2 separate regions of the Homo sapiens genome follow, and region 2 is linked to region 1. A link is a loop called in an ENCODE intact Hi-C map of the cell type or tissue named here. Cell type or tissue: dorsolateral prefrontal cortex. All regions are shown on one strand. Each heading gives the region's core, and the rest is flanking DNA. Links, peaks and the distances in the headings are about the cores only. Region 1 overlaps PRKCA (protein kinase C alpha). Region 2 overlaps HELZ (helicase with zinc finger).

Region 1 (5,380 bases), core at 241-5,240:
TCAACACTCAGTCCGAGTCTGGCCCCCAGTCACTGGTTTTCTCTGTTGACAGGCTGCAAAGAATCATGCAGGAAGGGCTCTGTCCATGAATTCCCAATGGTCATGGGTGGTCAGCCAGCTCAGAGCTGATGGTTTGGGTGGGGGCAGGCAGGACACAGCCATAGTCTCAGCTCTTACTAGGGGTATTCGTTTTGTGACTCACATTCCCCCAGGTGCTCACAGCCTGTAGATACCCTTAGGGTCACAATAATTGTATTAATTTAGACTCCCTGGCTCTCTCCTGGCCCATTGACAAAACCTCTGTTCACTTCCAAAGCCCAGCAGTTGCAGCTGGGAGATCCCAGGAGTATCTCGTGCGGTGGTGAAGTGATCCGATCACACACCTTTCCTCTCCGGTGTGAGGCCCTCTGCTTTGAGGCCACTTGCATCCCAGCCATGTTCCCCCCCACCCGCTGCTTCCTTTGGGGAGAATGCCCCCTTGTGAGTCCACGCCCCCCTCAAGCTGCCAGGCCTCATGCATGGGGCCAGAGAGCTAGGGTGCAAATACCATGTGTAAAGGGAAAAGTGTCCTGACCTCAGCTGCCCTTGTGCCCTCAGGCCTGTGCCCACCGTTGGAGACAGGAAACACCTACCTCCACCTTGCCCTCAGGCAGCCCCTCCTGCTGGAGACCAGCTCCTCAGTCCTGTCCAAGTCCCCTGAGGGCAGCTGGGAAGCCCCTGTCTTTTTAGGAGAGGTCTCACTGTTCCACCCCCTCGTCTCTTCCCCCTTCCTGGAATGGAAATTTGTCTTCTGACGCTGCCACCTGGCAGCAGGCGATGGCTGTGGCGAGACTACTCAGAATGGCAGCAGCCACCAGCCCCGAGCTCTGATCACTCCCTCACCACTGCAGGATGGCGAGGCTCCCAAGCCTGCAGGACGAGAAAGGGAGTGTTGACCCATTTTACAGATGAAGAAACAGGCCTCAGAGAAGTGTGCAGTGCCTTTACTGGTGTCCCAGACCGCTGCTGGCAGACCCCAGATCCCATGCTTGTCACCTTCCTGAGCGCCTAGTGAGCTGCCTGACACAGAGGGCCCAGAGAATAGCCCAGAACAGTGCAGCTGCTGCTAGCCTTGGAAGCAGGTGTCCCATTGAGCTATAATTAGGCCCCTTGGTTTTAAAAACTGGTGTGGATTAAAAAGGCTCAGTGAGGGTAGGATGAAATCAATGATTATGGAAATATTGTGCTAAATTTAATGACAGTCGGCCCTGCTTTCAAATTGCTTGCTCCTGTCAGAGACATTTTATAAAAATTTTCCGTTGAGTAGTTGAGCAGTGTATCCAGCATTTCGGGGATAGGATGTGTTTTGTTTTTTGGTTTTTTTTTTTTTCTCTGTGAGGATGCCCAGTCATCCTGTTTTTCCTTTCTGCAGCAGCTGCACAGCCATGGAGGGAAGGCTCTGGAACCTTCTTCCTTGGGGAACTGGGTTTTATTGCCAGTTATAGCTTGGGTGCGTTTTTTGTTACTGTTTTTTATTGACTTCAGGAGCTGCTGTTCTGTGCTCGCTTAGCTTCAATTGGATTTTCCCAGAAGTGGCTTTTTCATTGAACTCTGCCCTCGTGTAACTGTCGTTACTTCTCACTATTTTCCAGGTCGTTCTTTGTTTCTAAGATAAACACCGTGGCTCCCTCGGACCACTCCAGGGCCCCCTGCAGCCCTCACTGCCTCCCTTCCCCCCAGGCCCTTTCTTGGATCTGTGGCTTGCAGAGTCTGCACCCAGTCAAGGGTTTGGAAAGATTCGGGAGACACAGAAAGGCCTACAACTGTTTGGATCTTTGTTTTCTAGAAATAGAGCACCCAGAGATCTTAAAACCCACTTTTGGCATCTGTAGTTCCGTTGGCACTCTATAGTTCCGTTGGCATTTTGCAAAGTCCTGGCACTTACGTGAGTGATTCAGGTCATCTACTATAAAGGATACAGTTTTTTTTTTGCATCTGCGTAGATACAATTTTGTGTCTTGTTTGTGCCATCTTGCCCCATTTACTGGGACTTCACCTCGGTAAGGCAGACTAGTGAATCTTAGGTGGATCTCTGCTAAAAGATCCCAGCCAAACTGCAGTTGCTTCAGAAACTGAATACCACAAGAGGGCAGTAAAGATTTGCAAATGAAAGATTCCATGACACCTGCACACAACAAACAGCAATCAACTGTTGCCTGGATGTCTTTACATTTTAGTGGACATAGAGATGAGATCACCACCTTGTGCTCCCCATTGCTTCTTGGCTTTAGAGGATCTTCAGTGTGCTGCAAAGAAGTCAAGGGTTTCCCAAGAGCTGGATGGCTCCTTCAGTCTATTCTTGCTTGCACTGGGCCCCAGCCCATTTTCTATCTCCCCGGGTTTTTTTTTTTAGCACCAGAGAATTACCCACTTCGAAGCCATGTTGCTGACAGTCTGAAAAACTATTTACTTTGATGATGTTTCTGAGTTCATGTGATTCTTGACCCTGCCACAGCCAACCCATAAAGCCAGTGTGGTGGTAATTCCAAAGGGGAGCATTCGAGCAGGAAAAGGAATAGGTTTCCAAAAATGATTAAGTGCCCAAAGTTCTCGAACAATGCTATGTCATGGCTGTTGCAGTGCGCACTGGGCCTTCCTCTAAGCCGGGCATCAGACGCAAGTGTGCCATCAGCTAGCTCCCTGGTGGGAGAAAAACATTGTTGCAGATGGAAAAACTTAAGGTCATTGGTGGGGAATCCTCATGTAAGCCTGGAGATTTAGCAATTGGGGAGAACGCGGTACAAGGGCAAACCGCCTTTCCAGGAGGTGTTTAGCAGGTGAGACAAGGCGTGCACCACCAAGATTAGCGATCCTAACAGATGTGTCAATTATCAACAGACAAATCTGGGAAACAGGGAAAAATTTGGTTGGCTGCAAAGAAAATCACACACCGGGATACTAGAGGTGAATATTATGTGGTATGAAAAGAACCAAGCACTTCGCAGTTTCCACATCTGGCAAAGTGCCAACACGTCAGGGTCCCACGTTTCTCCTTGGAGAATGGCTCAGTTGCCATGACAACGGAGGCCCTCTCGCTGCCTGTGAATTTATTTTAACCGTGGCAACAGCCAAAGTGGGTGTGTCCATGAAAATATTTCTTGTTAAGAAAACGATTGAATGTGTTGCCCTTACATTTTGCTCTGCTGAATACATACTTCATTCACCACCATTGTATGGCTGCAAAATTTCCTTTTCCTGTGCTGCCTGGCATAGCAAGCATTGTGGAAGAGCCTGAATAGTGATTTAATTCTAGTGCTCTTGAGATTCTTAATTGTCGCTGTTGTGATAGATTAAGAAGATACAGACATTGTACTGAAATCTAACTGCAAATGAGGATGAGTGATTTGAGAACCTGCGTGATACAGGGCAAGGGTCATCGAACTGCAATCCACAGCCCAGACCCCAGCGGCTGCCTGTCTTCACCATTAAGGCTTTATTGGAACACCTTCCCTCCTTTACTCACTTTTGCAGCTTTCGAGCTACAATGGCAGAGTTGGAGAGTTACAACAGAGACAGTATTTGGCCCACAAAGCCACAAATATTTACTATCTGGACCTTTACAGAAAAAGTTTGCTCACCCTCGATGTAGGAGGAAGAGCACTAGGTTCAAAGGCTGGAGTTCTGGATTCAGAGCTCAGGATGGAAAACTGATTTAGACATATCGCGGTGCCCCCTGGGCTCATTCTCCTCATCTGTAACATGGGCAGCCTTGATGAGACTATCCCCAAGTTGCTTTTGAATTCTAAAAGCTCTGTCATCCTCCTGCTGTTAGTCAAAGATTACAGCCCAGATGGGGCAACCTTAGCACAGGGAAACGTACGGGATGATCCAGCATCTAGTTTCAGGGCCTCTGTAGAGAACAGAGCGTCCTTCTCTTCCTCCACCAGCACTGCCACGAAGCGGCGCAGAGGCTGTGGTGAAGTTAGCTCTCTAGACCTCAGCATCTTCATCTGCATCCTAGGCAGGTCAGACTCCCCAGGGACCCTTCTGTGGCTGACAGTCTGTGGTTCTGAGGCCCTCGCTGCAGTTGCCAGCAGGAGAAAGAATGACTCATGCCTGTGATTTGCTGGTCACCTGTGATTCCCGCCTCCGGGAGAAAACTCCAAGTAGCAGGTGTTGACCCAGTTGTGTGGGAGGAATCACCCAGGCCCTTATTTCCAGGTTGCACTTACAGATCGGATTGTGCAACCAGAAAAATGCCGTCAGAAGGAAGTGGGGTGGCTTGGGGGACTGACTTACTAAGGATCACTGTTAAGCTCTCCATACAAATTAGCTCCCCTTCTGTCTTAGTCCACTCGGGCTGCTATAGCAAAATACCATAAACTGCATGGCTTACAAACTGCATATGTTTCTCTCTCTTAGTTCTGAATGCTGGGAAGTCTAAAATCAAGGCAGGTGAGGTGTCTGGTGAAGGCTCACTTTCTGATTCACAGATGGCATCTTCTGGCTTTGCCCACACATGGTAGATGGGATGAGGAGCCTCTCAGGCCTCTTTTTATTAAAGTTTTTATTATTTAGAGACAGGGTCTCATTCTGATGCCCAGGCGGGAGTGCAGTGGCACAATCACTGTTCACTGCATCCTCGAATTCCTGGGCTCAAGCAATCCTCCTGCTTCAGCCTCCCGAGTAGCTAGGACTACAGGTGCACGCCACTGTGCCTGGCTAATTTTTAAAATTATTTTTTGTAGAGATGGGGGTCTCACTGTGTTGACTAGGCTGTTCTCAAACTCCCAGCCTCAAGCTATCTTTCTGCCTCAGCCTTTCAAAAATGCTGGGATTAGAGGCATCAGCCTGGGATCACACCCAGCTTCCAAGGCCTCTTTTATAAGGGCACTAATCCCATTCGTGAGGGATCCACCCTCATGACCTAGTCACCTTCCAAAGGCCCTGCCTCCTGACACCATCATCTTGGGGCTAAGGATTTCAACATGTGAATTTGAGGGAGACACATTCAAACCATAGCACCTTCCAAGACCACTTTCTGTGTTGTGGAAGAAAAGATGTGTTTTTGTTTTGACATCTGAACATAAAACACATATACACAGCCACATGTGAGAAAGAAGTACAGTTAAAAATTCCAACTGTGAATTTAGACACACAACCCAAAAGAAACCAAGAGCCTGCCTTCAGGAATTAGGCTGCCTTGACTCTGGGCTTCTTCCTCTTCTCTTTGACTATTCATGGTGAGATTAAAATGTCTGTCCTTGTGCAGCTGGGCACAAGGGTACTTGTTTGTGACCTCCCCAAAAAGGTCACAAACAAGTAATTAATGTTTCATTCATCCAGGAATCTATCCTGGGGACTTCAAGGATGCACACATATTTAGACCACAAAATTGTTC
Region 2 (5,380 bases), core at 301-5,300, 440 kb after region 1:
ATTATATTTATAATTTAGAAAAATGGAAGTATCAAAAGAAACTGCTAAAAAAGTAAAAAATTCCCTTGGGAATGATATTTGGTGAACAATGGCTAGGTTAATTAAAAAAAACAAAACATTTTTTGCTACCAACTTTAAAATACAACATGACCTTTTGTAATAGTGTATGCATGTGATTTTTTAATAAATATAAATACTAATCTAAAACAAAAGCTAATTATTTGAGTCATTATGAGAAAAAAAATTACCAATATTTGAATTTAACCTGTCACTTACAGGTGGCTTTTTAAAATTAAAATTATCTAGTTTCTCCCATATAAAAAGAATATTTACTTAAATCCTCATATTCTCCCAGCCACTGCCCAACCTCTCCCCTCCTTTCACAGCCAGGCTTCTTAGAAGTATTATCCAGATTGTTCTCTCCAGTTACCAACCTCCTATTCACTCCTCTAAACATTCAACATGGCTTACCCTCCATCTAATCAAGGGACATAAACAACTTCTACATCACTAAATCACATCGATGTTTCCAGGCCCAGCGAGTTACCTGACTTGGCAGCATGCAAAGTTCCGCTGTTGCTCCCTCCCAGGAACTCTCCCCTCAGCTTCCATGACTCAAGCTTTCTCTGCTTCCCTTCTAACTCTCCAGCCCTCCTCTCCCCTAACAATCTCATCTATGCTCACGCTTCAATCACCACCAATACCCTAGTGACTCACACATTTTCTCTCTCCAGCCAAGACCTCACCTCTGAGCTCCAATTAATATTTCATTGTAAAATTGAAAAAAAAAAAGTGGTTTTTCAAATTACTCATTTATATAGTATGGATATTTGTTCCCATCAAAATCTCACGTTGAAATGTAATCCCCAGTGTTGGAGGTAGGGCCCAGTGGGAGGTGTCTGAATCATGGCGGCAGATCCCTCATGAAGGGCTTGGGCCATCCCCTTGATGATAAGTAAGCTTTTGCTCTGAAATCTGGTCTTAAAAGTGTGTGGCACCTCCCACACGTACACTCACTCTCACTTGCTCCTGATTTCACCATGTGACATCCTGCTCCCCCTTCGCCTTCCACCACGATTGTAGCTTCCTGAGGCCTCCCTAGAAGCTGAGCAGATGCCAGCACCATGCTTTCTATAAAGCCTGCAGAACCATGAGCCAATTAAACCTCTTTTCTTTATAAATTATCCAGTCTCAGGTATTTCTTTATAGCAATGCAAGAACGGCCTAATACACTCATCAACTAACTCCAAGCACCTGCTTCTTCCTCAAAGAGGGGGGAAAAAAAGAAAGAAACTGAAGTTCTAAGTCTCACTGCTGACGTTTTCACAATTACCTTGGAAAGCTACCTCAAGTTGAAGCTAGTAAGAATACAAAGCTTGATCGCTGAGCCAATTTTCTTGAAAGCATAATATTCTAGTCCCAACTTTTAAAAGATTTTAAAATATTCTCTGTACTTTCATTTTGTGCAACATTTAAGTTAGACACTGTCTAAAAGATTATTTAAAACACAGCCAACATTTTTTTAAAATTGGAGAATTGACGGTAACAAGACAGTTTCAAGTTCACAGTATAAAATATAAGTAATACCAATTAAGGAATTTACATATTTTCCAGAAAGAAACCAATCCACATATCCCACACGAATTATAAGAGAGAGTCTGGTAATATATAATTTTAATTCACTGAAATTTTATTCCTGTAGTAAATTTATATGCAACAAATAACCCCCAAAATGTTATTACTTAAAAGACTATGAATAAGAATGACCTGATCACAGAAGAATATGCTTCTTTGAAGATCAATATAAAACAACAATTACCTTCCATTTTCCCAGAAAGCAGGAAATACACCCCTCCATAGATGACCTCTATCTGCAAAGCCATAAATCTGCCAGAACCAGATACTGATCTTGAGAACCACACACAAAAATATTTTCCCCTCTATTCCATTTTAAAATCTTCTAGTTCTAGTGAAGAAGTAAAAACTGAAACTAAACATGATCTAAAATGGTTTCTAAAATCTCCATCTCCAAATATTTTAAGTTCAGCTCAACTCCTGGCAACTAAAAGAATTTTACAAATTTTAACCATGAAGTATGTATATTTAAGCACATTTACAACTGTATTCACTATGTAATGTTTTGACTATTTTCACACTATAGCACTTTCCAGGGCCTGTTCCAGCCTATATCATGAAGAGAGCAAACTCTTCATGAGCCTTGCTCCCTAGAGACACCCATCTTCATGGTCATGAGCAGACACTTAGTGCCCTCTTGTGTTCTTTCCTCTGCATCCTGGGACAATTCAGATAAAGCTAATCTTCCCAGAGCACTCAGTCATTCTAATCTTCTCTATTCCATTTCACATGCCTCCCATGTTTGTTGTCTATTAGAAAAATTATAAATTAATGAGTTAATGTAATAATAGTGCTAATAAATCTGAACTCAATGCATGAATATTCTTAAGAAATACATTTGCAAGTTAACACCTTTCCCAAAGAGAAAAACTATGGCAAAAATGCAGGACTACATAAAGAAAATATTTGGGAAGTCAGGCTTTTTCTTACTTTATTCCATTTACTAAATGAAATCACATGAAATTTGCATTTGAATATATTTATAAATGTTTTTCCATCTTGGGCTGAACCACTTTCGAGACTTACAGACAGGTGTAAGTCTCTCTGTAAGTTAAAGGGCGAGTCTCGATACTTGGGCCACAACAACTATACATGTACCCTACTGAACATAACTTCTTATTCTGCATATCTAGATGCACCACATGTTTGATTATAACCTCCAAAAAATAATTTTACATGGAAAAAGCTAAATATAAGCTAGTCGAGTGACGGATTTAGTGTTCATCAGCAACAGCTCTACAGCCCCAAGTGTCAAATGACCTATGCTAAGTCGACCGAGATTTGAGGGGGCTTTACTCCACTGTTTTCACACCAAGTACACCACGATAACTGAGAAGGTCACACTTCCTATGTAACACACACATGCTCACTCTACCAACAATATAAGTGAACAAAACAACTTATATCATTAAAGTAAGAACACCTATAGCAAAAATGCTAACTACTCAACTTTCACTTACAAGCTCAGAGATTAGATTCTGAAGCAAACTATTTATTGATGAATGCATCCTTCAATAAATACCATGTTTTCATTTACAGTGATAGTGATTGTATATATGTAATATTTTCTCATTAAATACAACCAGATTCTATTTAAAATAATTACTGCTTCTTAATCTTCCAAAGTAAAAATAAAATATGGCATAAAAACCCGTGTTAATGGGTCACACCACTTTTTTCCTCTTTTGTTTTTTTAATGGAACTCTAAGATCATTCAAACAGCTTTGGTTATGATTACTGAAGAATTAAATAACATAATTTCATTTTTCCATGCTTGAGCTCAAGTAGAAATAAAACGTTAGTGACTTATGATTCAAAAGTGCAGTTAGAAATTAATTTATAAACAATTGTATTCAAACAACCTAGGGCATGACATATTAGTTTGTAAAATGGCAAAACTAAACATTAATTCATATAACAATGAAAGCAAATGGTATAATAAATAACAATTTGATGATTCTTTATTGTTTTCTGAAGAAAAGGATTTTTATTCCCCCATATCCTATATTTAAGTACATTTCATGTCCATATATACTCAGAGGACCTTTCTATATCAACCTTAAATTTTCTTTGACACTTTGTCTCTTAAATGGTAGCAAAAGTTGTTAAATACCAGTCAAGTACATTTTGTTGCAGAAATCATTTCAGTATTTCATGTTTATCTAATGTGTAGCTTCTATGAAATTACCTGCATGATCACAGCCAAAATTTTATTTTCATAAAGAACTGTCCACTGCATGACTAATCTGCCATGCAAAATATGTTAGAATTTTTACTGAACTAGATTTAATTTAAGTTATCATATTTATATTATTTCATCATACTAGCTTTTAGAGGTACATATCAAAATCTACTCAGGTTGAAACAATACACACAAAACTTAAAAAAGGATGTCTTTCTCTTACTTAATGTTTAAGAAATGAATAGTCAAAGATTTTTACATTTTTCCTTAATTTAAACAGTTTCTTCAAAAGACATAACCTCTAAATGTCAATGCATAAAGACTTTGGTATTTCCAAAGTTACTAAAATCTTTACAGACACCTTTTCTTAAGAATAATAAAGTATGATACAGATACATAATAAGCCTTAAAAAAAATACCTGAGAGGTCTTGCCTGGGGATTGCCTGCTTCTACATATGGATGTAAATAATCCTTTATGTAGAGATCAGCAGCACTATTAGAATGGGTGCAAATGAGAATCCTGCTGAAATAAATGGTGCAAATAAAAAGAATGATAAAACACAAAACTATTCAAGCAGTATAATACCAAAAAAAAAAGCAGTGGCCATCCTAATATTATACAATTCCCTTACCCTACTCAGTAATCCCTAGCATTATTCAGTGATACCTTTAGGAAATTACACTACTCTTTAAGTTAAAAAGGAAGTACCCCAAAATTATTTTTAAGTCTATCATATAAAATATACACATATATTTAAACCCAAGTCTTCTGGCTCTAATAGATACCACAATTCCATAGCAAACTTGTTCTGATGGCTATTTAAAAACTATTTTAAAACTTACTGTCTATACTACCAATTCTAAAAACAGTATGTTTTAAGAGAATTCAAATTTTTAGTGCTCTGGGGTTTGGATTTACGGCTTTTCCTTTTCTCTTTTTTTCATGTTTAAGAGCTGCATGAAAACTGTCTTGCTAGCCCTCATTGTGTATTTAAAACAAGAACAGAGGTAGTATCCTACCAGGGAAATATGAGCACGCTTCCCACCCTCTCACCTAGTCTCCTGTTGCTGCAGAATATGTTTGACAGCCTGAGCTAGAGTGAACGTTTTGCCTGTCCCATAGGGTCCGATGATAAGCACAGGCGGCAGCTGGATTGCAAGTGGAGTGGTAATGGCCAGAACAGCCTCTTTCTGTTTTGCATTTAGTCGAGGATCCAACTGTTCATCCCATTGTCTATGGAAAATAAAAATTTATGTTAAACACATGCATCTCGTTAATAAATAGAACATAACACACGAGTATCGTGAATTTCAGTGAACCATTAAAACCACTGAAATAGCATAGCATCTATAAAAACAAATGCTTATTCTAAAGCTACTTTTTATAAAGTTACCCAACAGAGTCAGTGTAGAGTGTTTTAACGTGTAAATCAAAATTAATTTTATCTTGTCCTACACTACGTACAAAAAGATTTTGGTAACTAATCTAAGGAAATCACATACTTCGAATCTAGCTGCTGCCAGGTCTTTAAGTAGAAATGGCAATGTTTCAAAAATGTAAT

Evidence for each region. A loop is a pair of places that touch in the nucleus more often than their neighbours do. Peaks named below come from ENCODE experiments on the same cell type or tissue, not always from the same donor. Only the 100,000 strongest peaks of a DNase experiment are listed, where the experiment ranks them.
Region 2: a loop joins it to region 1, with 7 times the contacts of the local background. A loop is called at or near these places in 29 of 110 quality-filtered maps.

The regions. Positions count from the first base shown.
Region 1 is chr17:66,713,775-66,719,154 of GRCh38, forward strand. All of the region lies in intron 8 of PRKCA (protein kinase C alpha), which reads left to right. Among named protein-coding and RNA genes, the nearest start is that of MIR634, 71 kb to the right of the region's middle. RefSeq lists enhancers at 29-88, 719-1,415. In dorsolateral prefrontal cortex, for the core only: CTCF peaks have their summits at 2,126 (motif pointing right) and 2,331; DNase peaks (open chromatin) are centred at 957, 3,027 and 4,037; H3K27ac peaks cover 4,786 bases.
Region 2 is chr17:67,156,025-67,161,404 of GRCh38, forward strand. HELZ (helicase with zinc finger) reads right to left here. Exons shown (of 33, transcript NM_014877.4): 16 at 4,873-5,052; 17 at 4,237-4,338. Among named protein-coding and RNA genes, the nearest start is that of HELZ-AS1, 86 kb to the right of the region's middle. In dorsolateral prefrontal cortex, for the core only: CTCF peaks have their summits at 2,263 (motif pointing left) and 2,462; no DNase peak of the experiment used is centred there.